2 separate regions of the Homo sapiens genome follow, and region 2 is linked to region 1. A link is a loop called in an ENCODE intact Hi-C map of the cell type or tissue named here. Cell type or tissue: Caco-2. All regions are shown on one strand. Each heading gives the region's core, and the rest is flanking DNA. Links, peaks and the distances in the headings are about the cores only. Region 1 has its middle 23 kb from the start of MIR3910-2. Region 2 has its middle 70 kb from the start of MIR3910-1.

Region 1 (16,808 bases), core at 4,423-12,422:
GGTTTGAAAAGCCGATACAAAAAGACAAATACTGTATGATCTCACTTATATCTGATACTCACAAAGAACTCATAAAGAGTAGAAATGATGGTTACCAGAGGCTTGGGGGAAAGGGAAATGAGGAGATATTGGTCCAAGGGTACAAAGTTTTAGTTACACAAGATGAATAAGTTCTGGAGATCTAATACACAGCAATGAAACTATAATTAACAAGAGCTTATTGTATACCTGAAATTTGCTAAGAAAGTACATCTTTAGTGCTCTCAACACCAGAAAAAGCAGTAACTATCTGAGGTGATTGATATGTTGATTAGTTTGAGATGCTTAATTTCACAATATACATGTATCAAATCATCAAATTATGCACCTTAAATATATATAATCTTTAATGGTCAAATATACATTAATTTAAGATATTAGTAAAAAATAAAGACAAAAATCGTGTTATTTGAAGGCAATTAAAAGAGAAAACTATTTTTAAAAACCGAAATGAGTCTAGATTGATGACGAGAATTCATGAACATGAAAAAAAAGTGGCACAATATATTTCAAGTACTGAAAAAAAAGAATAGTTTTTTTCCTAATAGATTTTTTTCTATAAGATTCTAATAACTTATATCCAGCAAAATATCCTTCAGGAAAGAAAGTGAAATAAAGATAGTCTCAGATGAAAGAAAACTTTTTAAAATATTCAGCCAACAGACTTGCTATAAAACAATAATTGCTAAAGACAGTTCTACAGAGAGAAAATAAATAATAGTCCGGGTGCAGTGGTTCATGCCTATAATCCCAGCACTTTGGGAGACCAAGGCAAGAGTATCACCTGAGGTCAGGAGTTCGAGACCAGCCTGACCAACATGGAGAAACCCCGTCTCTACTAAAAATACAAAATTAGCTGGGCATGGTGGCGCATGCCTGTAATCCCAGCCACTCAGGAGGCTGAAGCAGAAGAATCACTTGAACCTGGGAGGCAGAGGTTGCAGTGAGCTGAGATCTGCCATTGCACTCCAGCCTGAGCAACAGGAGTGAAACTCTGTCTCAAAAAATAAATAAATAAATAATAAAAGAAAACTTGGAAAATCAGAAATAAAAAACAATGAAAAGGTAAGCATTTTGTTTTAAAAAAATAGATTGTTTTTATTCTCTTAAAATTTCAAACACATGTTTGAAGGTAGAAAGCAAAAAATATAATACTGTCTGATATGGGACTTAATGTATATAGAGGTAATATTTAGACATGTCATAAGAAGGGAGGTGGATAAAGGGACCCAAATGGTGGTAAGGTTCTACATTTCAACAGCTATTCAACAGCCTATACAGGATAAAAGTAAAAGGGTAGAAAATATACAACTTGCAAATACTGATAGAAAGAAAGCAGGAGTGTCTGTATTAATGTCTGACCAAGTAGCCTTCAGACCAATAAAAGTTACCAAGGATAAAGAGGGGCATTACATAATGATAAAAGGGTTACTTCACCAAAAAAATATGACAATCTAAATGTGTCTGCACCAAACAACATGAAGCCAAAACTGAACGATCTGAAAAGAGAAATGGAAAAATCCTCAGTTGTTATCAGGGACTTCAGTGTCTCCTAATAGATACAAGATCTAGGCAGAAAAGAATCAAGGCTATCGAAGAACTGAATAACCATCAACCAATGAAATCCAATTAACATTTATAAAACACTTCACCCAACATAAGCAGGATACACACGATTTTCACATACCAATATTATAGATAACATCCTGATCCATAAAATAAAATTTAACTAACTTAAAAGCATCTAAACAATACAAAGTATGTTCTCTGAACATAATGGAATTGAGCTAGAAATGAGTAACATAAAGATAACAGGAAAATCTCTGAGCACTTGGAAATTAAATGACACATTTCTGAATAATCCATGGTTCTGAGAGAAAGTTGCAAGGGAAATTGAAAAATACATTGAACTGAATGAAGATAAAATAACAACATAAAATAAAATCTGTAGGATACAGCTAAAGCAATGCCTAGAAGGAAGTTTATAATACTAAATGCTTATATTAGAAAAGAACAAAGTTCTCAATTAGCAATCTAAGCTTTCACCTCAAGAAACCAGAAAAAGATGAGCAAAATAAATCCTAAGCAAGTAGAAGAAAGTAAATAATGCAGATAGAACAGAAATGAATAAAATTGAAAACAAAAAAATAATGGAGAACATTGAGCTAAAAGCACCTATTCATGATAAACTCTCAGCAAACTAGGAATGGAAGGGAATTTCCTTAATATGATGAAGTGCACACATACACACACACATGAAACCTACAGCTAACATAATACTTAATGGTAAAAGATTGAATACTCACCTCCTAAGATTAGGAATTAGGCAAGGTGTGCACTCCTGCCACTCTGTGACAGTTAATACTAAGTGTCAACTTGATTGGATTGAAGAATACAAAGTGTTGATCCTGGGTGTGTCTGTGAGGGTGTTGCCAAAAGAGATTAACATTTGAGTCAGTGGGCTGGGGAAGGCAGATCCACCCTTAATCTGGTGGGCACAATCTAATCAGCTACCAGTGAATATAAAGCAGGTAGAAACACGTGAAAAGTAAAGACTGGCCTAGCCTCCCAGCCTACATCTTTCTCCCATGCTGGGTGCTTCCTGCCCTCAAACTTCAGACTCTGAGTTCTTCAGTTTTGGGACTCGGACTGGCTCTCCTAGCTCCTAAGCTTGCAGACAGCCTGTTGTGGGACCTTGTGATCGTGTAAGTTAATACTTAATAAACTCTCTCTCTCTCTTTCTCTCTCTACACACACACACACACACACACACACACACACACACACACACACACATATATATATATCCTATTAGTTCTGTCCCTCTAAAGAACCCTAATACACACTCCTATATTCGACACAATACTGGAAGTCCTAGCTAGTGAAATAAGTCAAGAAAATGAAATAGGCTGGGCATGGTGGCTCATGCCTGTAATCCCAGCACTTTGGGAGGCCAAGGCAGGTGGATCACTTTAGGTCAGGAGTTCAAGATCAGTCTGGACAACATGGCAAAATCATGTTTCTACTAAAAATACAAAAAAAAACATTTGCTGGGCATGGTGGCAGGCACCTGTAATCCTCGGGAGGTCGAGGCAGGAGAATCGCTTGAACCCGGGAGGCAGAGGTTGGAGTGAGCCAAAATCACACCACTGTACTCCAGCCTGGGCAACAAGAGCAAAACTCCATCTCATAATAAATAAATAAATAACCCAGTCTCAGGTATTTCTTTACAGCAATGCAAGAACAGAATAATATAGAAATTCTCCCAGCAACAATGTATTTCAACATGCAGGCAGTATCGCCTTCCACAGATGCTCACACCAGCCTGAGTGGCCAGGATTCTTACAGGGGATCAGTCCTGTAGACATGCATGGCCCAAGTGACTGGCCTTAGTTAGTCTCCAGCTCCTCCAGGGGTCAAGTTGATACTGCATGGCCCAAGGCCCCCACCATAAATCACATTGTTAGCATAAGTTATCTGGAGTGGCCCAAGATGGGCAGGTATACAAGCACATTCTTATCAGGAAGGTTATTCTAAGGGTTTAGAGCTTTTCTCCCAGGAGCCAGCCAAGGGCCAGCCCTTCCTCTGGAATGTGCAAGGTTTAAAAATCCCAAGACTGTGGAGTTAACCCTTTACTGCATGACATGTGATAAAATCTTACAGAAATATATACCAATAATGTTAATAATAATAATTTTAAAAAGAGTGCATGTAATATCTTATGAAGTCCAAATAAAGTCTGCAGTTTAGTTAACAGTGCCATACCAATGTAATTTTCCTGTTTTTGGTGATGGAGGATTGTTCCGTGGTTATTATGTAAGATATTACTAAAGAAAGCTATAAATGCACTCTGTAGTATTTTTGCAACTTCTTGTGAATATAAAATTATTTCAAAATAAAAACGTTTTTAAAAAAGTAAATGACAGGCAAGCCAGATGAGGCAAGGGAGGAGAATGAAGATGTGAAGGACTCTGATCACCAAATACTCTGTGAATTGCAGGCACTGCTCCAGGTACAAGAGGTAGAGCAGCACACTGAGCTCATTCTAGTGGATAAGGCAGACCAATGAATAAGAAAGCAGTAAGCACTGGAACAGAGGAAACAAGCAGAAACAGTGATTCATGTGACAAAAAGGCCAGGAGAGCTGGAGGCGCTGCTCCGGGTAGGTCTGCGGGAGCCCCTTAGGGACTCCAAAGTGAGAGGGAGGCACTTGTTAGAAGAGCAGGGGAGGCCAGGTGCGGTGGCGCCTGTAATCCCAGCACTCTGGGAGGCTGAGGCGGGTGGATCACCTAAGGTCAGGAGTTTAAGACCAGCCTGGCTGACATGGTGAAACCCCATCTCTACTAAAAATACAAAAAGTAGCTGGGCATAGTGGTACAGTCCTGTAATCCCGGCTACTCTAGAGGGCTGAGGCAGGAGAATCACTTGAATCTGGGAGGCGGAGGGAGGTTGCAGTGAGCCAAGATCGCAACATTGCAGTCCAGCCTGGGTGCCAGAGCAAGACTCTGTCTCAAAAAAAAAAAAAAAAGAGCAGGGGAAACAGCAAGAGATAAAGGCCCAGAGATGGAAAAGGGCTTTTCACACATGGGGAAGAGAACATCAGCTGTGACAGAGCTTGGAAGAGGAACACGGGCTGAGACTAGGTCAGGGAGTTGGCCAACCTCAGACTTCCCAGGGCTTTTCAGGCCTTGGAAAAGGATTCGGATTTTCATGTGAATTTGAGTGACTGCAAAAAATGGAAGAGTTTTCCACCAGAGCATGATGTAGTCTGATTTCTATTTTTAAAAAATAATAATTCCTTTAAGAAGAACAGGTTGGAGAAGGAATGGAATGGAAGTAGGTCAATCCATCAGGAGGCTCTTAGCCAGGCTGATGAGAGGTGTCAGAGGCTTGAGCAGGCTGGTAATAATGGGGAGAAGTGAAGGATTCACACTAAATTATAGGGGCAAAATACACTTTTAAGGAGATGGTGCCTGAGGATGAACTTGTGGCAAGCTCTGGGCAGGGGAGGAGGGAGTGAGGACATCAGAGGCTCCGTGTCCAAAGTCTTTTGTCGGAGATGGGAGATAGAGAATGGGGTGGTGGGCTGATGGGAAAAATCAAAAAAGAGGGAGGACGGATGATCCAGGAAACAGAAGGAGACATAAGGGAGAGAAGATGGGAGCTGGGGCTCAGAAGACAGAGACTGAGGCAGAGTGAGGATTTGACTCCAGAAGACAACGGGGTTTTTCCTAGGGCACGTTTATTTCTCAGTGAAAGGTGAGGTCAGTTGACTCCGGTGGGGTGGTGAGGGGGTGGAGCTAGACAGGAATTTTAAGCTAGAACAAAATATAAACTCCAATGCTCTCAGAGTCTGAGATGAGAAAGCAAAGTTCCTGGAGGAGACGCTGCTGGCCAGTGGTGAGTGCAGATATGCAGAAGGAAGGTGAGGGGCCTTGCCAGAAGCAGGGCCAGCTATTCCCACTAGACGATGCCTTGCTTTCTTGAATTGCAGGGAAGCAGAAATGCATCACACCATGAAGCAAAGGCTAATCAAGGAGGTTTGCTGTACTTTTTCAGCTACTCCTCACAGCGCTAAGGGCTGTGGAGACACTGCCCTCTGTGTGCCTCCGTGCCTGAGCATGAGCTTTATCACTAGCCGAAGCCTTCCCGACAGGCTGGCATCACTCACCTGGATGCAGGGCAGATGCTGAGGGGTCTGTTTTCCCTTCATCAGTTTTTCCCTCCCAGCATCAATTTCTCCTTTTCTAGTATCAATTTCCCCTTCCCATTATCAATTTCCCTTTCCCATTGTCAATTTTCCCTTCCTAACATCAGTAACCCTTTTCCAATGTCAATCTTTCCTCTTTCCTTTCTTTCTTTCTTTTTTTCTTTATTTTTTTCTTTTTTTTTATTTTTTTCTAGATGGAGTCTCGCTCTGTCACCCGGGATGCAGTGCAGTGGCGCGATCTCAGCTCACTGCAAGCTCCGCCTCCCAGGTTCATGCCATTCTCCTGCCTCGGCCTCCCGAGCAGCTGGGACTACAGGCACCCGCCACCACATCTGGCTAATTTTTTGTATTTTTAGTACAGATGGGGTTTCACCGTGTTAGCCGGGATGGTCTCGATCTCCTGACCTCGTGATCCGCCCACCTTGGCCTCCCAGTGTGCTGGGATTACAGGCATGAGCCACTGCACCCAGCCTCCTCCTTCCTTTCTAACAGAGCCTCGGTTTGGTGCAGGAGTACTTTTCTTTCTTATGTCCATCCTCTGCAAGAGAGCATGGTCTTGTCCCCAACTCAGGCTGTTTGGTCCTGGAGCTCGGGAACCTACCCCACTGTTGGTACCCAGGGTCACTTCACCCCTGTGGCAGTGACATCCCCTCTACAAGGTCCCCAGTCAGACACCAAAACCACAGCCACGTCCCACCCAGCAGCACAGGGGCCCCCATCCCCTCTGCTGGGACTGCCCCCCGGCCACCCAACTTGTTCATCTCTGTTTTCCATCTAGGTCAGTGCAGAGAGTGGAGTGTGGGGTCAGGGCACAGCCCAAGAGGCCACTTCTCACTCATGTCTTAGCCTCTTCCACTGCCTTTCTTCTCTGAGATGTTGGTCCCTGGGTTCTTCCCTCCTCCATCTCCTTGTTTTCCTGCAATACTTGGACACTGGAAGAAGTGGTTTTTCCTTCCCCAGCAAAGATCCTCTAAGGTTTGGCTGAGGTTGGCCTACTCATGGGGAGTGTGGCACCGTGGACAGGACTGTTCAGATCCCAGCCTTGCACTTACTTTGTACCATTGGGAAAACCTCCTCACAGCTCGTCTCAATGGTAAACTGGGAAAGAAAATATCCCCAGTATTCCTTTGAGAACTAAACAAATTCATGTCCAATATAGTCAGCTAGACATCAGCAGTCCAAGAATTTAGCTTCTTCATCTACCTGTTTCAACAGACGCTCTTCAAAACCTGAAGTTTCCCCATCCCAGGAGTGAACTGAGTGCTGGAATGTCAGGGAAGATCTCATACTCATGGATGGGTGAGGTCTTTTGTTTTCCCTTCATGTCTCACTTACTCAAACCCATTCAGATGACTGCCTGTTAGCAGGACAACCATAGAATGTGGTGTTCAAACCCAGCCCCCTTGAGCAGGGCCTAACAAAATCTAGGGACTGTCAATCCCATCATCCCTCTAATCTTGGCAAAAACTCCATTGTGTTCCAGCATCAGGAGATGAGAACTAAGTTCTCTGCACACAAGGCACTCATGTCCATGCAAGCTGGGACTCTCAGTATTTGTGGAAAGAAAAGTCATTTCCAAACCCTCCCAATCAATAAACAAATAGCATATACTGGATATGAAAACCAGGTGAGATGAGGAAGCCAATAGGTTGGATGGCACCGGACTCCACACAGCTGCTGGGGGCGGCCCCTCCCTCTCCACATCACAGAGGGCCAGGCAAATGAGCTCAGGGAATAGTGAGCAGATGACACACTGCCCCTGAGTGACGGCGGGATAACAGCAGAGCAACAAAGTCCCAGAGGATTTCAAAATGTCAGTGGCTTTCTAAGCCTCACAAGATACACACGCTGTGCCAAAATCACTCGGCAAGGCTGAGGCCTCTGCTTATGCAGCTGATGAGGCAGTGTGAGGGTGCCCAGCTTCATGAGTGCAGATGCTATCTCTCCCGACAAGAGCAGGGCTGCTGCATCCAAAGCAGAATTAATTAGTCATAGAGAGAAAAGCCCACTGGTAATTAGAGAACCCTTCTCCCCACTAACCAGACAGCACCCATTCTACCCACAGTCATACCACAAGTACCTCTTCATCTCACGACCGCTCCTTCTCAGTCTTGAACTTGTTAGGACCCAGGGGCCCATTTCACAGAGGGCATCCAATGGCAGCAATTCCCAATCCAGGATCCTACTGCCATTGGTAGGAGATAAGGCCGCATTAGAAATATATAGCTAGGCCGGGCATGGTGGCTTATGCCTGTAATCCCAGCACTTTGAGGGCCAAGGCGGGCGGATCACCTGAGGTCAGGAGTTGGAGACCAGTCTGGCCAACATGGCACAACCCTGTCTCCACTAAAAATATACAAAAATTAGCTGGCCGTGGTGGCATGCGCCTGTAACCCCAGCTACTCAGAAGGGTGAGGCAGGAGAATCGCTTAAACCTAGGAGGCAGAGGTTACAGTGAGCCGAGATGGCACCATTGCACTCCAGCCTGGGTGACAAGAGCAAAACTCTGTCTAAAAATAATAATAATAATCATAGAAATATATAACTAGCTCCTCGCGCCCACCAGTTCACAGCATCTTGCTTAGGATGGGTCTAAAGTGTGCTGGACCATGGAAATAGTAACTAGCTCCTCATGCCCACCAGTTCACAGCGCATAGCTTAGGACAGGGCTGAAGTGTGCTGGACCACAGAGACCCCTCTTTTTAGACTTTACTGCTAAAGTCCTGAGAGAGGCATTTTGGAAAAGCAGTCTATGGCCTATGGAGGCAGAGTGACATGGTTCTTCCTGCAGGTGGTGTTCTGTCAAGAAAAGCTGAGCTGCTCAGAGAAACTTTCCCAGTTGAAGCTTTCTAAAGCTTTGCCCCTCTGTTAATAGGCAAATCCCCCACATGACAAATCCACTGTTGCTCTTGGCTAACCCTCTGTGAATTCATGCCCTAAAAGAAGCAGGTTATAAAAGGGAGGGAGACAGAACAAGGGAGGGATGCCACTGAGGTGGGGAGGTAGTAACCAGAGACTGCAGGAAACACCACCAGTGCCATACTCCTGATCCGACTCCAGAGGGAGTGTGCGGACCACTGGCCACACCAGCTGCCACATCATACACATACTTAATAGTTTGTCTGAGTTTAGCAGAGGGACACTAAAAAGTTTATTGTCTCATTCAGATGAAATGTTCTTAGTTGACATTCCAAATAAACAAGAAGTGCCCAGCTTAGCGGTAAGTCCCTCATGGTGTAACAGATGCCTTTATAATTTAATTCCTGTGCATTCAGTGACTATTCATATGCATTAGATGAGAATTGTTTGGCTCCAGTAACACTATGCAATGTCTCTTTGTCAACAAACAGAAAGAGGTGTGCAAGTCTGCCAAAAGTTTATGTACTCTTCATTAATGCCTGTGAACCAAAGTCCTACTGAATCTGCGTAGGTTAGAATGAGACAGCTTTGTTATTAGTTACAAAGCAACCGAGGCCTACCTGTCTGTTGCAATCAGAGGGCAGAAAATAAAGGCTCAAGTACACATTGCAGGCCCTCCATGAAATAAATGGTCTGATTTCTCATGTCATCTTGTGGGATAAAGCCTGCATAATATCACAGAACAGTTCTACCCTGGTACTTTGCAGTGAAGACTTAGCCAAAGAGCAAAGCATAGCAAATTGAATGGGTCAGAGAAACACACAGTGAAAAATCTCCATACATCTGTTCAACACATTTGGATTTTTATACCATTTCCTCCCAAATTAGCTTTTGAATGCTCTAGACCCCAAAGCTGTTTCTCTGCCTGGGCCACAAAATTCAAATCTACTGACTTTGCGCCAATGTGTGTGTTCTCTAAATGGCTGAGAGAATCAATCACTCAACCCCAATTTGAACCACAGTCCTTGATGTGAACCAGCCTTAAAAGTTACTCCATCTGTTAACCATTTATTTGGAAAACATAACTAGAATTGTGTTTTTTAATTGCTGTATCAATCACTATTTTTGCAGAACAGTTTCCATATATTCTAACCAAACCCACAATTTTTAGATGTTCTAACACAACAATTTCTCTAAACTAGGGAAATGCTCTAATGGTTCGATTGTGCAAACCACCAAATACCTTATCCCCAAACTTTAGACAAGTATAAGAATTATAGATGAGTTATGATCTAATATGATATATTATCATATATTTCATATTATACACAATTTAGTATATTATTATTTTTATAAATATAGCATGTGTGATATATTACATGTTAGATGTCATATGTTATATTATGTATGACAGGTTGGGCAAACTTTATCTTAAAGGGGGAGATAGTAAATATTTCAGCCTTGCAGGACATATGGCCTATGTTGCAACTACTGAACTCTGCCATCGTAGCAAAAGCAGCCATAAACAATATGTAAATGAATGAGTATAGCTGTGTGGCAATAAAAGTTTATTTACAAAAACATGTAGTGGGCCCATGAGTCATAGTTTGTCAATCTCTGATATATTTTATATATTATATATTTCTAAATATGGTTGTATACTAAATACTAGAAATGTTTCATATATGTGGACTGGATGTCCCAGTAACAGAGCTTAGATTCACTCTATGGGCAGCAGGAACTTCCAGGAGGCATTTGACATGGTGAAGAAAACACTACAGTGATACGATGCATCACTGAAATGTTCCAACATTAACACTGAATTTAAATGCATTTAAAATGAGTGTTGAAATGCTGGATAAACCTGTTTCACTCATGTTAGAAACTAGCAGGCACTTTGTCCTGAGTTTTGGAGTGCGCCACATTCCTCTCCTGTCTCCTGCCGCTGTCTTGGTCCCAGGTCCCAAACACACTTCAAGCAGAATTTGTGCATACATTGCCTCCTTTGATGGATTCCTCAGGAACTCAAATGGTAAATGCTTTCTTAGTCCCCTGTGTAATATCCTTGACATTTAGTGGAAACTTTTTACTTCTACTTCTTCTCCATCATGTATTTTTGACGAATTGACTTGAAGCGGCATTCCTTGATTTTGAGTTGCATTTTCTCACAGTGGAGTTCCCAGGGCCTTCCTACTCCTCCAAGATTTCTCACATGGACCACGCCTTGGAGATTTGCAAGCCTCTGGTAGTTCTCCTGTGGAGCTTTATGGTCCTTACCTAATTGCCAAATTTCTTGGTGAGGTTACTCCTGGTTTAACATTGACTCTTATATCCCAAGTGAAGAAAATGTATGTGTGTGTGTGTGTGTGTGTGTGTGTGTGTGTGTGTGTGTAAAAGAGAAGTGAAATGTCACTTCTCTATTAGGTGGGAAAGAAGGGGGAAGTGAGGAAAGATTGCAAAAGTGGAAAAGAAGAAAAGATTCTGGGAAACCTTTTGAAATGACCGATCGGGTACGCTGTACACTATTTGGGGGATGAGTACGCTAGAAGCCCAGACTCCACTACTATACAATTCACCCATGTAACCAAAAACCTCTTGCACAACTAAAGCTATTGAAATAAAAAGGAATTGAAAGCAAAATGTTAAAATAAATTAATTAAATTTAACTAAGCTTAATGAATGATTGGAAGCTTTGAAGAATGGTGAGTACTCACGATGACAGGTTGGAGTCCGAGAATACCTTGAACTGCAGGATGAACAGTAGATATTACAAAGGAAAGTATAAGAGGAATAAACATGAAGTCCTCTACTTGAATCCAAGAAATGAACAGCATGTACAAAACAAGACACATGAAGACTAGGAGGTGGGGCTTAGTGAACCGTAAACTCATTCAATAGCTTCTCACAAAGCTAATGTGGCCATAGGTGTATTAAAAAGTTGCCATATATAGAACAAAGGTGGTCATAGTTCTTCCACGTGTGTATTCTCCAGCTCTCATTGCCTGGGATGAACCTGTCCGTAGGGTTCCAGGTATCCAGGGGTTTCTCATCCAAGGAGATGATGGCGATGCCCAAACTCACTACCAAGCAGAGGGAAGACAGAAGTCCACATGTAAGAGAGTAAGTGCAGGATCCAGTGGTGCCCAAACCCGTGGCCAAAATACAGTGAAGCACTGAAGGTAGAACAAAAGCCAAGGAGCAAGTGGAGGTTAGGATGCCGTGACTGCCTGCTCTCTGTTTGGGTATTTCAGTCTGCCAGGGTCTGGGGCTGGAGACCCAAGGATGAACACATGCTCTACTTTGAAGGTTTAGACCATACTGGAGCACCATGGCTGTGGGCAGGAAGCATGTTGTAAAGGACGGACTGGGATGTCTCTCAAGCAAAGCAACTAGAATGGGAGGGGTCTAAAACCCTCGTCACTGTGTGGGGGACACACAGGCTGGGGGTCATGGCCTGAAAAGAGGAGCACAAAGGAAGGCATGGGGGGTGCGTGAGGGTTGTCGCTAAATTTGTGAAGAGATATCTCTAGAGGAGGGATTTGGCTCTGTTTCATAAGTTACCAACAGAAGCTACACAAACACATATTTGAAATAAAGAATGCATAGTTGATGGATGAGAATCAAGCAGAAGCAATTTCAATGCAAGGAGGTGTCTTTTATCATGGGCTGCAATGTGTGGACCACAGACGTTTCCCATCTCCAGATGGCTTGAGCAGAGATGAGAAAGACATTTGAGCCCTGTCCTAACTCTGCTATAAGTAGCTGCAAGACTGTGGCCACAACACTCAAAAACCCCTGTCCTAATGAACGTTCTGCTCACTGTGAATGACATATCCGAGAGCACTGCATGAACTTCAAAATGCTATCAGGTCAGGCATTACCACGTGGCTATGGAATAACAGAAAAGGGTTAAACTGTACTAGCTTTCGGGATTCTATGATGCACAAGACAGAGCAAAGTTAAACTGCAGTCCCACACAGGTAGAATTACCACGAATTTTAAGACATGGAATCTAAATAATCCCTGTTTCTTTTCTACTTCCCAAAAATGAATCCCCTGGGTGCAATCACTCCTGTTATGAAGAGGATTTACCATGCTGGGGAGTCAACGCTAAGACTCACAAAAAGACAAACAGTAAAGAGTTCCTGGGCTGCCCCATCGACTATGCCAAAAGGTAGTCCCAAAGGTTTCAGCAGGTCCCAGAGTCATCCTCCACACTCTCACCTCACCCTCACGCTCAGTCTTTGTGTTCGCGTCTCTGATCCCTCTCCACCCCATCCCAAAGGCACCAAAGGGTGGTTTGGTCTGGAAAGCCCTGGCCAAGTTGTGCAATTGACTAATGCCTCATATTCCTCCTCTCGAAGAGGATGTAAACACCTCTGCCCCACCCACCTCCCTGGCTTGCTGGAGGGATTACAAGATTCAATATAAGTAAAGCTGTTTCAAAAAGTGTAAAAGCCTTTTGCATTTTAGCAACTACTAAGGACTTCTAAGTCCCATATATCCATGTCCCTGGACTAATGAGCACTTCCCAAACATTGCCTTCTAATTCCCAAGTCTCCTATTAAAATGTTCTTACTCCATTAGACACAAGAGGAAATAGATTCTGTCCCAAAACTTGTAAATGGCACCAGGATTTAAATATGGTTCTGTTTCACTCCAAAAACCTATGCTCTTCCCCTCTTCCCCACCTCTTGGACTGCCTTCCTGATTATCAGCATCACCTTTGGAGAAAGCAGAGAAGGATCTTTGGGGAAAGATGGAAGAACAGATGAAGCTGCAACCCTCGGATATTTCTGTATCCCTCCTGTATCTTCAACCTCATGTATCTTCAACCCTCTTGCGTCTTCAAGGAATCCAGGAAAGAAACTGAGGGGTAGGCAGTGTGAACTAGCACATGAACTGCGGTGAAAGACACACACACACTCCCCTTCAAGCTGAAGCCAGGCTGGGTGTCAGAATGGTAAAACATCATCCTGACAGTTGTAAAATGCTGGAAGCGTTTAATTACACTGATGTGTATCTGCTGGAAGTCTTCCCAGAGATTCACGCACTCCATCAGCATTCTACCGCCAAATTAATCAACAGATTGTTATCAAGACACAAATCTGCTTGCAAAGATATTTTTGTGGAGTTTAATTCCACAAAGAAAACACTGCTGCTTGTTAACGTAAAAAAGAAAGACATAAAATACTAAGAAAAAATCGCATGCTTGGCGGTCCCCAGAACCATTTGAAAAGAAGATTAATAATTTGAATGATGTGTGAAATCTGAAATTTAGAGACTAGGGTCTCTCAAGAATGAGCATATTTTAGATTCTTTTTATGGCTTGCCATGGAAAGTCTGAAGCTGATGCAACACAGACCCTTGAAGACCTTTACTAGGTCCATCGTGTCGCTTTATTTTATTTTTTTATTTTTTTTAATTTTTTTTTGAGACAGAGTCTCGCTCTGTCACCCAGGCTGGAGTGCAGTGGCACGATCTCAGCTCACTGAAAGCTCCATCTCCCGGGTTCACACCATTCTCCTGCCTCAGCCTCCCGAGTAGCTGGGACTACAGACACCCACCACCACGCCCGGCTAATTTTTTGAATTTTTAGTAGAGATGGGGTTTCACTGTGTTAGCCACGATGGTCTTGATCTCCTGACCTCATGATCCACCCGCCTCGGCCCCCCAAAGTGCTGAGATTACAGGCATGAGCCACCGCGCTCGGCCTCGTGTTGCTTTAGGGACAAAGCATTCCAAGTGCCACCATTTTGTATGGCATCTTTGTGAAACAGTGGAAACAAGGCGGAAGTTCTAGCAGGCTGTTGGTGTCTTGGAGAAATTGTTGTTACATTATACTCTGGGCACCTCCTTCTTTCCTCCTTCTTTCCTTGTCCCCAACCAAGGAAGACACAAGCAGTTACTCCCATTGACTACAACAGCTGAACAAGCACACTCTCCCATTGATGGTGTCTGTCTGATCACTGCCCTTCATACACCAGGGAGATGATCACGCCCTGCTGCCAGGTCCTGCGGTCCCACTTCCTGGCCATGTTGTCTCTTAAACCACCTGAAGAGGTTTAGTTCCTTTGGAAATATCAGTAACCGCTCAACAGTGCTGTGTCATAGAGTCACAAAACAGGAAGGTAAGTCTAGGTCTATGCTGATGTGTAGATCCCTGTGTTGGCCTAATTCATATTTTCTTCTTTTTTATTTCCAGTGTTACTTACTTTATTTCAATAGTGGTTTTTCCCTTGTCAAATTATCTTTAACTGGAGACCTTTATTTTTTTTTTACATGGAGTCTCGCTCTTGTCACCCCAGGCTGGAGTGCAATGGCATGATCTCGGCTCACTGCAACCTCCGCCTCCCAGGTTCAAGCGATTCTCCTGCCTCAGCCTCCCAAGTAGCTGGGATTACAGGCGTCCACCACCATGTCTGGCTAATTTTTGTATTTTTTTAGTAGAGATGGAGTTTTACTGTTCTGGCCAGGCTGGTCTTGAACCCCTGACCTCAGGTGATCCACCCATCTCGGCCTCCCAAAGTGCTGGGATTACAGGCCAGAGCCACCACCTGGAGACTTTTAACCCACATCTAACATCTAAGGCCAGTTTTCACTTTAAACTTTGTATACCATTCCCTTTTTTTTTTTTAGATGGAGTCTGGCTCTGTCACCCAGGCTAGAGTGCAGTGGCATGATCTCGACTCACTGCAACCTCCACCTCCCAGGTTCAAGCAATTCTCTGCCTCAGCCTTCTGAGTAGCTGGGATTACAGGCACCCACCACCACGCCCAGCTAATTTTTTTGTTTTTTTAGTAGAGACACAGTTTCACCATCTTGGCCAGACTGGTCTTGAACTCCTGACCTCGTGATCCACCTGCCTCAGCCTCCCAAAGTGCTGGGATTATAGGCGTGAGCCACTGCGCCCGGTCTCATTTCACATTTTAAGCAATATTTTTACATCACTTTAATAAAGTTTAAAAGTATATTAAAGAAAATAAATAATCTTTCCCAAATTCCCCATCCCACAGTTCTCTCTAGAAAGATTTATTATTTATTCTGGATCCTTTTGTAAAGGGATTCTATGATTACATAAGTATGCGTAAATATGTGTGTGTGTGTGTGTGTGTGTGTGTGTGTACATAGGTGTATCTATATATATAGACACACACCCATGTACAATTGCTAATATATGATAGAAGCTTAAATTGCATCCTCATGCTTTAAAATTCAAGTTTCACTTAAACTGATACCCCCTGCATTTGCAAGTATTTATGGTATATGTAGTTTTGTTCCACAATTCTTAAAATCTGCACAATAATTCTAATAAATGGAGACAACACATTGTATGTACCAATTAACTGTTGAGTGAAAGAGTCTATAGTGGTTTTAACTTTGGAAAATTAGAAACAGTGCTGCAAATAACTTCCTCTTCCAGATATGCTGACACCCTTGCCCAAATAATTTTATGAGATAAATTTCTAAAATTTAAACTACTGGATCCAAGGGTCATGATGTTTAAATTTTTCTAGCTATTGCCAAATTGTCATCCAAATAGCGACGCTACCCACGAACTTTCTATGAGTGCCCATTTCCTCACATCCTCAGAACACTAGGTATAGTGAGTTATTTTAAATCATTGCCACTGTGATAAATGTTTTATGATGTCTTAGTATATTCATTTGGATTTCATTAATTATTGGTAACATTGAGCTTCTTTGGCATTTTAATTTTTTTCTCTGTTCATTCCTTTGGTCTGTTTTTCTATTATCTATTTTCTTTCTCATTAGGTATTTTATGTATTATTCATTACTGTGTCCCAAATATATCCTCAAAATTTGTCATAGGTCTTGCTTTATTTATAGTATAGCTTCCAGAATCACAAAGTATTATTTCTAAATATCAGCTCTGTTATCCTTCTCCTTCAGGCTTCCGAATTCTATATCATGCTTAGAAAGACTCCTTCCACCTGGATATTATGAAAATAATATATGTTTTCTGCCACTGATAATTAGGATTTTAGTTATTGAAACCTTCTGGAATTTATGTGAGTGACTTGACATATTTATGAATTTATACATGTGACTAACTTGTTTTGTTTTGGCTTGCCTATTTTCTCAATTAAATAATCCATACTTTTAGATTTGAAATGCCACTACTATTATATGTGAAATTTCCATATTTAATTGTTTGAACTTTGGACTCTGTTCCACTG
Region 2 (13,342 bases), core at 4,174-12,173, 92 kb before region 1:
AGGAGTTTTATAGTTTTAACGTTTCCATTTGGGTCTATGATCCATTTTTAGTTAATGTGTGTGTATGATGTAACATAGGGGTCCTTGTCATTCTTTTGTGTGTGGCCATCCAGTTGTTCCTGTATCTTTTGTTGAAAAGAATATTCTTTCTTTATTGAATTGTCTTGGCACCCTTGTTGAAAAACAGTTGACTATAAATCTAAGAGTTTATTACTGGACACTCAATTCTATTCCCTTGACCTATATGTTTATCCTTATGCCGGTACAACACTATCTGTTGTAGTGTATGCAACTACAAACACTACCTTTACGGTAAGTTTCACAGTCAAGAACAATGACTCCTCCAACTTTTTTTTTCAAGATTATTTTTACTATTCTAGGTCCTTTGCATTTCCATATAAATTTTAAGACTAGTTTGTCAATTTCTGGAAAAAGCTACCTGGGATTTTGCTAGGAATTATGTTGACTCTATAGATCAATCTGGAGAGTATTGCCATTTTAACAGCAACAAATCCAAAACAATGGGATGTCTTTCCATTTATTTAGATTGCCTTTAATTTCTTTTAACAATATTTTATAGTTTTCATTATACAAATTTTTGTACTTCTTTTGATAAATTTATATCTAAATATTTTATTCTTTTTGATGCTACTTTAAATGGAACTGTTTTCTTAATTTTATTTTTAGAATCCTTGTTCATTGCAAAAGAATAAAAATAGAATTGACTTTTGTACATTGATCTTTCATCCTGCAATCTTACTCAACTCATCTCTTATTTCTAATAGTTTTTAGTAGATTTTATTAGGATTTTGTGTCTATAAAGTCATATCATCTGATAATTTACTTCTTCCTTTTTAATCTGGATTTTTTTCTCTCTACTTGTTTCTTTCTTTTGTTCTTTTTTCCCCTGACTGCCTCCAGTCCATTGTTACATAGAAGTGGTGAGAGCAGACATCCTTATCTTGTTTCTGATCTTAGAAGGAAAGCATTCCTTCCTTCACCCTTAAATATGATGTTAGCTGCAGGCTTTTTGTAACATTCCTGTCTAGAACACTGAATAAGTTTGCCCCTATTGCTCACCAGCATTCTTCTGTTTTCTGAAGCTGGATGTGCTCGTAGCGTGTTAGTAAATGTATAACAACTGGTTCTTCAAAACATTTTTTGTTGCATTTGGGGATTTCTGTGGTGTAAATACTCCCACCATGGTTTAATCAAGCTACAAACCTGACATCACTGAATACAGAGTTGGGAAGAGATACTCAGTATCACATCAGTATATAGTATTTCCACTACACAGATACAATAAACATATATAATTTTAAGAACATAAATGGACTGGGTTCCCCTCTATTTCTAGTTTGTTGAAAAGTTTTTGTCATGAAAGGGTGTTGGATTTCTGTGAAACCCTTTTTATATCTATTAGGCTTTATTCTACCAATATAGTTCATTGTATTAATTGAGCCCTCACAATGGCTTTCTGCTTCTACATTTGCTACTACATGAGTTGCTTATTTGTAGAAAACCCTGTATAATAGCATATTTTGCTAAGGAATCGAAGAGGGAAGTTAGAGGCTGAACTTTAGTTGAAAAGTGTGTTCCAGCCGGGTGCCGTGGCTCACGCTTGTAATCCTAGCACTTTGGGAAACTGTGGTGGGCGGATCATCTGACGTCAGGAGTTCGAGACCATCCTGGCCAACATGGTGAAACCCCATCTCTACTAAAAATACAAAAATTAGCCAGGCGTGGTGATACACGTCTGTAGTCCCAGCTACTCGGGAGGCTGAGGCCAAGAAGAGTGGCTTGAACCTGGGAGATGGAGGTTGCAGTGAGCCAAGATTGTGCCACTGCACTCCAGCCTGGGCAACAGAGTGAGGCTATGCCTCAAAAAATAAAATAAAATAAATGTGTTTTGGGGGGAAAGAGAGAAAGCAGAAACAGGAAACTGATGATGTCCACTTCAATGATGAAGGGAAAGTAATTGGAATCTGTACAGAAAAGAGCCAGAGGGACGGTCAAGTGGGTACATAGACTTTAAGAGGCATTTTTCACAAAGTCATCATTGTTATAGTCATTAAAAATAAACTCTGAAATTACAATCAACTATTTTATCAATAATGATAATAAGTACTCAAAACTCATCACTGCCTAATTAGTTTGCTACATTTTACTGCTACTTATGCTCTTAAAAATATGTATGCTCATTGTATCTGTGTAGTGGAAATACTGTATACTGATGTGATATTTAATATCTCTTCCCAACTCTGTACTCAGTGATGTCAGGTTTGTATCTTGATTAAGTTATTGTGGGAGTATTTACATCATAGAAATCAGCAACTGTAACAAAAAAATTTTCTGAAGAGCCAACTGTTACACATTTACTAGTGCACCACCACTAGCACACTCAGATTAAGAAAACAGAAGTGGGATGGGTGCTGTGGCTCACCCCTGTAATCCCATCACTTTGGGAGGCTGACGTAGGTGGATCGCCTGATGTCAGGAGTTCCAGACCAGCCTGGCCAGCAGGGTGTAACCTTGTCTCTACTAAAAATACAAAAATTAGTCAATCATGGTGGTACGCACCTGTAATCCCAGCTACTTGGGAGGCTGAGGCAGGAGAATTGCCTGAACCCAGGAGGTGGAGGTTACAGTGAGCCAAGATTGCGTCATTGCACTCCAGCCTGGGCAATAGAGGGAGACTCAGTGTCAAAAAAGGAAGGAAGGAAGGAAGGAAGGAAGGAAGGAAGGAAGGAAGGAAGGAAGGAAGGAAGGAAGGAAGGAAGGAAAGAAAAAGAAAGAAAGAAAGAAAGAAAGAAAGAAAGAAAGAAAGAAAGAAAGAAAGAAAGAAAGAAAGAAAGAAAATAAAAGAGGGATGCAGGTGAGCAATAGGAAAACATTATATAATTTTCTAGACAGGCATGTTAAAGAGAAATATATAGCTCTTTCCTACTGTTTTTCCCTGGGAAGGATTAAGAATAAGATAAATTCAATTCACGAAAGGTTTACTGAAGGCAACTTCCTGTGTGTTCAGCACTGTGGTAGAAATCCAGCATAAATGCTTAGAATGATTTATGCAAAGGGTGCCTCTTTGTGGAGATGGAATTAAATGATCCACAGAAGTTTCTTTTATTTCAAAGAATCTATTCATCTATAAAGAAATGCATAATACAAGGCCTAGTAGCCAAGATAATTGTTTTTCTCCAGACTGTTGAATTGCAACATCATTTTCTTCTATTTACATTTAAAGCATTCGGGTCATTCAACGTTTGAGCTCCTTCTAAGATTTATATAAACAGATTTTTGAAATGCAGATAATTGTTATTTGATGTAGCTCTTCCTTATTGCTTTAAAAATGACTTAGAGAACTCAAATAAATTAATCTGGAGTAATCTTCTTTTTAGTGATCCAAAGCAATTGTCTTTCAATAAACCCTGTGCTTATAAGAGCTGCATAATCCAGTCGGTGTCCCTGTCTCCTCTTGCTTTTGCCTGAGCTACTGATGTGTATAGCAGGACACAGGAAGAGAATCACAGTCATCTTAAAAAAAATTATTCCCTTCATTTTAATCTGTCATCTTTGCTGAACAATATCATTTTAAGAGCTTAATCTTGAAAACAGAGCCACATTTAATTTTTATTTTATTAGAAAAATTCTTTCTGTCTACACAACCACAAATAGTGTTTAGAGATCCCAAATTAAATCTGCTGTTGATGTGAAGTGGCCAAGCTCGTGGTGGTGTTGATAGGCACTCAACAGCACTGGGGCATCCATAAAAATATTCATGGGGCTTCCTCTTCCAACCACATGAAGCCAGAATGGACATGAAACTTCTTCCCATTTCAAATATGGGAATGCTGAATCTAGTAGAGAAAAAAATAAATTTTAAAAAATAAGCATGGATGGGTGCAGTCATTCACATCTGTAATCCTAGCACTTTGGGAGACCTAGGCAGGTGGATTGCTTGAGGTTAGGAGTTCAAGACCAGCCTGGGCAACATAGCAAGATCCTGTCTCTACAAAAAATTTTAAAATGTGCCTGTGGTTCCAAGTACCTGGGAGGCTGAGATGGGAGGATTGCTGGAGCCCAGTAATTTGAGGCTGCAGTGAGCTATAATCGCACCAGTGCACTTCCAGCTGGGTAACAGAGTGAGAGAAGAAAGAAAAGAAAAGAAAAGAAAAGAAAGAGAGAAAGAAGAAGGGAGGGAGGGAAGGAAGGAAGGATGGAAGGAAGGAAGGGAGAGAAGAAAGAAGGAAGGAAGGCAGGAAGGGAAGGAAGGAAGGAAGGGAAAGAGGGAGGGAGGGAGGAAGGAAGGAAGGAAAAGAAAGAAGAAGAGAAAGAAAGGAAGGGAGAAAAGTTCGACTATGCAGTTTATCTCACAAGAAAGAAAATGCCAGACACAAGGAACAATCGGAGAGTGGGAGTGTCAACCTTGCACGATCTTGCTATAGCATCCTGGGGAATGAGAATGGTATTAGATGAAGTTATAGGTCAAACAGCCAGACTTGGATGTTAACACCCACAGAAAGACAAGATATGAGGCTGTGGGTCCAAGTGTTAAGACCTTGGTATAAATTGGGGGTTTCTAAAGGTTATAATGTCGGTTAAGAGGTGATAAAAAGTTCCTCCCACCAGCCAGGGTAACGACAAAGAGGCTTCTTCCATCAAAGGATCTGGAAAGAAAACAAAATATCTTTCATTAGGAATAAAAATGCCAAGCCAGAGCCACATGTGAGTCTAGAATTTATACTGTCCTCGTGCTGTAAGACGCTTCAAGGCAAGAAACTCACAAAACTGTAATGGATTAAGAACTACCCCAGAAGAAATAAGCACACAGCTCTTTTGGAGAAACAGCTTCACAATGCATGAAATGTGGGGTTGCCACAGAAAAAACAATCTCCAACAAAGGAAGGATTTTTTTAAGCAAACAAACAAAAAAAAGCACAGACCATGAATTGAAATACTTTTTAAAATCCACTACATAAAAATTAACATGTGAAAGACATTATGGAGTAAAAGGAAAAGGGAGATCTTTCACTGAGAGAAGATATTTTCATGTGCTTAGCTTGTAGTATATTAAAATCTGAATATGTAAAGAAACACCACAGATAAAGAAGAAAAATACAAAAACCCAATTAGAAAGACAAAGGTTATTGTAGGGGCCATGGTAAGTTGCATACCTAATGTCCTTTCTCTCATCTTCCCTGCAACTTTGAATCAGATTTGATTATGGTAACAGTGAACATACTCCTGGATAAGAGTCTTGCTTTTCCAGTCTTTCTTAGGTCCAAGGGTAGCCATGTGGCATGGCATAGGTCTGGCTAATGAGACACAAAGAAAGAATCTGCTGAGGGGGCTTATAGGAAAATCATTTCTCTCCGGATAGAAAGGGGGGGGGTGGATCTTACTAGAGCCATGCCTCCCTCTGCCTTGAAGGCTAATGTGATATCTAAAATGATCATGTAGACACAGGCAAGAGAGAAAGGCCCAGAGATGGCCAGAGGCAGAGGGTCTGCCATCAATGAGCCATTGACACAGAAGTGCTAAGTGGATTTAACATTTGAAAATCAATCAGTGTAATCCACCATATTAACATATTGAAAAAGAAAAACAATACAAACATGTCAACAAATGCAGAAAAACCATTTGATGATAAAAAAAGAATTAATAAACAGATTTATTAACTGGTCAGTCAGACTCATTGAAGGTGGAAAAACTCAGACTGTTTTTCCTCTGCTCACACCACAACAATCAACCAGAAGACTTCCGTGACTGAAGGGCCATGGAGTTTCCTACACACACAAAGCAAGCAATCAGTTCTGCAGCAGACACCAACTGGGTGTCCTCCAATTCAATTCTGACTCTATCTACCTGGAGATAGCATCAAATCCTGCAGGCTGAGGGCTCAGTCTCTCACACTACCCCCTCTTCAGACACCAATCACAAGTCTGGGCCTCCAGAACTTCTAACTGGTTAGCTTCAAGTTGGGCTTCCTACAACCCTTTCTTCAGGTTTGATAATTTACCAGAGTGGCTCACAGAACTCAGGGAAACACTTATGTTTACTGGTTTATTATAAATGATATTAAGGCCGGTCGCATGCCTATAATCCCAGCACTTTGGGAGGCCAAGGCAGGCAGATCACATGACGTCAGGAGCTCAAGACCAGCCTGGACAATGTGGTGAAACCCCATCTCTACTAAAAATACAAAATTAACCGGATGTGGTGGCGCACGGCTGTTATCCCAGCTACTTGGGAGGCTGAGACAGGAGAATTGCTTGAACCTGGGAGGCAGAGGTTGCAGTGAGCCGAGATCACGCCATTGCACTCCAGCCTGGGGCATAAGAGTGAAACTCCATCTCTAAATAAACAATATTACAAGGTAACAGATAAAGAGACACATACGGTGAGGTATGTGGGATAGGTGCAGAGCTCCCATCCCCTCCCCAAGCATGGCACCCTCCAGGAACGTCCACGTGTTCAGCTATCCAGAAGTTCTTCAAATCCTATTCTCTTGGGTTTTTATGGATGCTTCATTTTGTAGGCATGATTGATTACATCACTGGCCATGCTTCTCTGCCTTACCCGGAGTTTGAGGAGTAGGGCTGGAAGTCCCAACCCTGTAATCCTGCCTTAGAGGTCATAGGCCCAATTGTTTCTCATATATATGTCTTTGCAGTGACCAGGCCCCATTTTGAAGCTGCCTAAGGGCTGCCAACCATCAGTCAACTCATTGGGATACAAACAGACGTCACTTAAGCGAGTCTAAGGATTTTAGGAGTTCTATGCCAGGAAACGGGGATTGAAGACTAAATATATATTTTATCTGGCCTGTTGCTCAGGCTGGTCTCAAACTCCTGGCCTCCAGGGGTCCTCCTGTCTCAGTCTCCCAAAGTGCTGAGACTACAGGTGTGAGCCACCACTCCCACTCACCCTGTATCTTTTAATATGGTATTTTACATTAATTGATTTTCAGATGTTAAACAACGTTGCATTGCTGGTAGATACTCCCACTTGATCGTAGTGTAATGCTTATTATTATTATTTGTTGCTGGATTAAGTGCGTTAATATTTTTAAAGACTTTTTATGTGTATGTTCACAAGTGATATTGATCTGTGGCTTTCTGTACTTGCAATATTTTTCTTTTGGCTTTGTTATTACGGTAATACTGGCCTCATGAAATGAGTTGGGATGTGTTCCTTGCTCCTTGACTGTGGCAGAAGAACAGGCAAGTTTCTAAACTGTTTGGATGCAGAGCCTTTGACTCTGAAGGTAGGAGGTAGAATTTTATCACAATGCACGCGCTACCTTCCCAACTGAGCCTGGCCTCAGGACTTGGACCTTAGGTTAGGGGTTCTATGCTTGACACATACTAGTAGTGATTGATAGGGACAGGATGTTTATGTTCTGAAGTTTTTGTATAATCCTTTTTATTTTTCCTCCTTAAATATTTGAAGATCTTCACTAGTAAATCCATCTGAGCCTGGGTTTTTCTTTTCTTTCTTTTTTTTTTTTTTTTTTTTTTTTGAGGTTGAGTTTTGCTCTTGTTGCCTAGGCTGGAGTGCAATGATGCAATCTCAGCTCACTGCAACCTCCGCCTCCTGGGTTCAAGCAATTCTCCTGTCTCAGCCTCCTGAGTAGCTGGGATTACAGGTGCTTGCCACCAGGCCCAGCTAATTTTTGTATTTTTAGTAGAGATGGGGTTTCACCATGTTGGCCAGGCTGGTCTCGAACTCCTGACCTTAGGTGATCCTCCCACCTTGGCCTCCCAAAGTGCTGGAATTACAGGCATGAGCCACTGTGCTCGGCCAGGTTTTTATTTATGGGGCAATTTAATCACCAATTAAAACTCCTTACTTGATTTTCTATTTCTTCTTGAAACAGTTTCAGTTATGTCTTTCTAGGAATTTGTCCATTCCATTATGGTTCTTGGGTTTGTTTGCATGCAATTGTTTATAATATCTTTCTAATCCATTCAATTTCTTTAGTCTGAGTGATGTTCCCTATTCTGTTTCTAATTTTGGAATTGGTGTCTTCTCTCTTTTCTTCTTAATCAGTCTACCTAGTGGTTTATCAATTCTGTTGATCTTTCCAAAGAATGAATTTTTTATTTCATTGATGTTTCTGTATTGGTCTTTTTAAAAATTGACTTTTTTCTGGTCTGATTTTCATTATTGCCTTTTTTCTTTTTCTACTTACTCTTGCTTTAATTCACTCCTTTTTCTAGGGTTTTGGTTTTTTATGTTTTGTTTTAGTCTGGACACTACAATGAAGCAGGATATTTCCCTGACCTCTCTGTGGGTGGGAACTGGAGTGCACGGGCACTGGAACTAGCCACTACTTCAGCACCGACAGGGCAAACTCCACTTGCTTGAACCTGCTGCGTTCCACCCCTCGTGGGAGGGGGACTTCAGGTGAGCAGGTGCTGGAGCCAGGACGAGCACTTGTGGGCTCTGGCAGGAGCAAAACTCTATGCGGGCCTGCCTCAACATCTGCAAGGGGTACCCATGACCCCTGAAGCCCCAGAGGGAGTGTTACAGTACTCCTTTAGCTCTGCTGTCCACGGGCAGCCTAAGTGTTAACAGCTCAGTCAACCTTCTGCCTTTTCGCCTGAGGCAGCTGCCTCCTGCCAGCGAGGGCAAAGGGTCAGTGTGACAGCCTTTTACATCCACACTCGTGACACCCAAGCTCTTGTCCAGCGTCCAGGAAAAATAAGGTCACATGAACAAATTGAAGGATGGTAAATGTCAGGGATTTATTGCCGATGGAAGTGGCTCTCAGCAGGAAGGGGATCTGAAAAAGGGACAGAGTGGGAAGGTAATCTCCTGATGTCCAGCCTTCTCCGGCCAGATTCTTCCCTAAAGTTACACTATCAAGCTGTCCCTCTGAAGTCAAGCTGCTTCTCTCTGATGTTCAGCCATAGTCTCTGATATCCAGTGGCTTCTCCTCTCTCTGCTGGCTGAGCCTGGGGTTTTTATAGACACAGGATGGGATGGGGTAGGGGTATGGGTGGTTTTGGAAAAGGCAACATTTGATGGGGAAAACAGGGATGTAAGTTCTCACTTTGGGCAGTGGTTTCAGGCTTTTTGGCTTGAAGGTGGGACCCTTGCTGAGCACTCACCATCTTCTGTCCAGAATTTCCCTGCATCCTGTCCCTATCAATCACTACTAGTATGTGTCAAGCATAGAACCCCTAACTTAAGGTCCAAGTCCTGAGGCCAGGCTCAGTTGCGAGGGTAGCATGTGCATTGTGATAAAATCCTACCTCCTGCCTTCAGAGTCAAAGGCTCTGCATCCAAACAGTTTAGAATCTTTCCTATTCTTCTGCCACAGTCAAAAGAGGATCCACAGCCCCGTGTGGCCCTCTCCCTTCTGTGCTCACAACCCTTCAAGGCACCCTGCTGCGGAGTTAAGCACAACTTTTTTTCCTGACCTTGGGCAGCTGGCAGCTCCCCACCCCATGCCCTCACAGAAGCCTAGGGCTTCCCTCTCCAGGATCAGGCATTCCTTCCATCCCCCACCCTCCTAAATTTAGGACAGGGATGCTTTAGTGCCACTGTCTCTCTTCCGGGACTGACCACACTTCATTCCAAATAGGAAAAGATAGAGGGGAAAAAAGGGAGGGGCGGGAGACCTGGATGCTGGAGAGTTACCCCCTACAAGCTGCCCTCAGGGACCAGGTGCCCAATGCCCCACGGACTGCAGTGAACCCAGAGGGAGCCCTCAGTGCCCAGAGGGAGCCCTCAGACCCCTGCTTTGCTTGCCCCCTGGGCTCCATGCCCTTGATTCTCAGGCCAGAGAGGAAAGGGTCCCTTCCCTCTCACTCTGGCAGCTGGTGGAGGGTAGGATGCAGCACTGAGCCCTTTTTCTAGCTTCTTGATGAGGAAGCTTGTTATTCTTTTTTAAAACTTTCTTTTTTCAAATATAGGAGTTTAAACCTATAAATTTCCCCCTAAGCACTGATGGCATCCTATAAATTTTGAAATGTGGTACTTTCATTTTCATTCAATTTGAGATATTTTTAATTTTGTTTGTGATTCCTTCTTTGATCCATGAATACTTGGAAACTGGTAGTTTAGTTTCCAAATGTGTAACCGTTTTCCATATTTATTTCTCTTGTTGATTGCTAATTTAATTTTTAGTCACAGAACATTTGCATTATTGTAAGCCCTTTACATTTTTTGAAACTTGCTTGATAAGCTAAAAAAAAAAGATCTCCCCAAAGGTATTCATTTCCTAATCCCTGAAACCTGTGAATGTGACACTATATGGAAATAGGGTCTTTGTAGGTGTGATTAAATTAAGGATCTCAAGATTTAAGTCATGCAGCCACAAGCCAAGGAATGCTGCCAGCCTCCAGAAGCCAGAATTTGCCAGGAAGGGATCATCCTCTAGAGCCTCTGCAGGAAGTGCAGCCCTGCTGACTTCTGGATTTCAGCCCAGTAATACTGATTTCAGACTGGAAGTTTGGAATTCTGGAGTCCAGACTTGGGAGAGGATACATTTCTGTTGTTTTAGGCCACCACATTTGTGGCAACTGGTTACAACAGCCACAGGAAACTAATGCAACTCGTTTCATGGCTTAGAATAGGGTCTAGGGTCTATTCTGTAGCACAGCGGTCCCCAACTTTTTTGGCACCGGGGACCAGTTTCATGGAAGACAATTTTCCCACAAACGGGTGGAGTGGGTGTTGTGGGATAGAGGTGGTGGATGGTTTCAGGATGAAACTATTCCACCTCAGATCATCACATATTAGGTTCTCATAAGGAACACACAACCTAGATCCCTCACATATGCCGTTCACAATAGGGTTCGTGCTCCCACGAGAATCTAATGCCACCACTCATCTGACAGGAGGTGGAGCTCAGGCAGTAATGCACACCCGCCGCTTACCTCCTGCGGTGCAGCCTGGTTCCTAACAGGCCACAGACTGGGACTGGTTCCTGCCAGGGGTTGGAAATCACTGCTGTAGGATGTTCCTTGAAGTCCAGGAAAGAATGTGCATTCTGTTTTGGGGTAGCGTGTTCCATATATGTCCCTTAGGTCAAGTTGGTTGATAGTGTTGTTCAAGTCTTCTATACCCTTCTTGACTTTATGAATTGCTGTTCTATCAATATTTGAAAGACTATAATTAAAATCTCCGACTTTATTTCTGCTCTCAATTCTATCAGTCCTTGCTTCATGTATTTTGAGACCCAGTGTTAGGTGCATTTACATTTATAATTGCTATATCTTTCTGATATGTTTACCCTCTTATAATTGTGAAATGCCTTCTCTTCTCTTGTGATTTTTCTTCTTTCAAAATCAGTTTCATCTGATATTAGTATAGCTAATCCAGCTCTCTTTGCCTACTGTCTGCCTAGTGTACATTGTGTCATCCTTTTATTATCTACCTACTTGTTTCTATGAATCTAAAATGTGTCTCTTATAGATAGCCTATAGTTGCATGGTTTCAGGGTGAAACTATTCCACCTCAGATGGAAGTCTGTGACATCTGCAAAAGATGTCCTAGGAGAGAAAGTGGGAGAGAGAGAGAGGGCATAGATTCAATTGTTTCTCATACAGACATGTCTGTAATTTCCACAATTACTGCCCTACCCTGCAATTCAGTTGGTTTCCCAACATCCAGCAGTTCTCCTGCTTAGCTTCTCCAGTGAATAATACTCATCTCATCTATAGGGGCAGTGGTTGGAGGACCTGGAGGAGTGACTTGCCTGAGTGTGGAGGGTGAAGGTGTTCTAGAGTCTGACTGTTCCACAGTCTCCAGCCAGCCCTCATTAATCCAGCTGACCACTGTATGTACTGCCTCAAATTCCTGAGCATTTCACAAGTTCTGCAAGGCAGAACACTCTCTTCCCATTAGCCTCAATCTCTACAGGCACCATGGATTGTAAATTTCTTCCCCCTTCTAAACCAGTTGTATCATCTGATTTTTCTCTCCCAAAAATCTGTTGAAATTCCTTTTTTTCCCCATCATCTTCTGCACATTGCTTCCACCTCATGATCAAAACGACTGCTCAAATTCTGGCTACTACATCTGCATTTCATTCAGCAGGAAAGAGAGGGAAATAAGAAGGACATTCCATCCTCTTAAAGACTCTTCCTGGAAGTTACTTGCAACATTCTGCTACCTTCTCCTTGACCAAGTCCTACCCACATGGCCACACTAAACGCAGTGGAGGCTGAGAAATGTGGTCTTCATTCAAGACAGCATGTGTCTAACTAAAAGTTGTGAGTCTATAGCCAAAGGAAAAGGGAAGACAGAGATTGGTGGACGTTTCTGTCACACTCAAGACAATACAATGTTTCAAAAAAAAAAAAATTAAACAAGCTCATAAAAAGAATGGCTGTTCATTGAAATTACCCACATTAGGCCATCTCAGGTGAGTAGCAACTAATAGTGCCTATTAAGTATCTAATAAATATTTGTCAGGTATTTATTTGTCTGAATGGATGAACCTGAATCAACCATCAGCCTGAGAGAGGGGTGGCTTTCTGTTTACTATGACCCACGACAGGTGACAACATCCATTTTTTTCTTTTACTGAGTTTATCAACAAACAGAAAACCTCAACCTGCTTCTGACATCATATGCCAGCTTTGCATCTTGCTACTATATTATACCTGGTCTTAAACCTCCAGGCACACTAACCGGTGCCAAGTAGAAAGACTGGAGAGAACAAAGAGAAAAATCAGGAAACAGCAAGAAGTCTTTGACTCACATGTACCAACAAAGCCTCTCCCAACACAGAGAAATGGTGATAACGTAATCACAGGCATGCTAGCCATTGTTCCAGTGGACTTGAAGCCAAAGCCGGGATTAAATAAATGGCTGGCATTTTTCAAAGAACCAGAGGCAGCACTGTTTAAAAGAGCTGACAGCTGTGAGATAGAGTATTCTTATTACAGAGGCTTAGCGGGGAGACTTAAAGTAAACCTTTCCACCAGCAGAGCACTCTCAAATGGGAGAAAAAGTAGAAAAGCTCCCTCTATGAGAGCAGAAAAATGCACGAGGATATAGGCATGGTTCTGGGGCTGTCATAAAGATGTGAGAAGACCTTAGTAAAATATCTTCAATGTTATTAAAACCTTACTCTTTAGAGGTAAGAAGAAATATGGGGGGCAAAAATAAAGAGGGAACAAAAAGGAACAGTGTTTTGTTTAACCCATGGAGATGCAAGTTAAAATTTGGATGAGTCTACGTAGCTTTTCTTTGTACTTCCCATAAAGATCAAAATAAAGGTTCTTTGTTCATCCTGAAAATATGCATTGAACGGAAATATTGATAGGACCCTACATTCTAGTGATGGCAAGAAAGGTAACTAGGAAGTGAGCACACAGACTGT

What was found. Hi-C counts contacts between places; a loop is a spot of excess contacts. Peaks named below come from ENCODE experiments on the same cell type or tissue, not always from the same donor. Only the 100,000 strongest peaks of a DNase experiment are listed, where the experiment ranks them.
Region 2: it touches region 1 in a loop (3.0-fold over the local background); 1 of 110 quality-filtered maps calls a loop at or near these places.

Annotation. Positions count from the first base shown.
Region 1 is chr9:91,651,220-91,668,027 of GRCh38, forward strand. No RefSeq gene overlaps it. Among named protein-coding and RNA genes, the nearest start is that of MIR3910-2, 23 kb to the left of the region's middle. In Caco-2, for the core only: a CTCF peak has its summit at 8,794; no DNase peak of the experiment used is centred there.
Region 2 is chr9:91,559,473-91,572,814 of GRCh38, forward strand. No RefSeq gene overlaps it. Among named protein-coding and RNA genes, the nearest start is that of MIR3910-1, 70 kb to the right of the region's middle. RefSeq lists an enhancer at 12,463-12,999. In Caco-2, for the core only: no CTCF peak of the experiment used is centred there; a DNase peak (open chromatin) is centred at 8,629.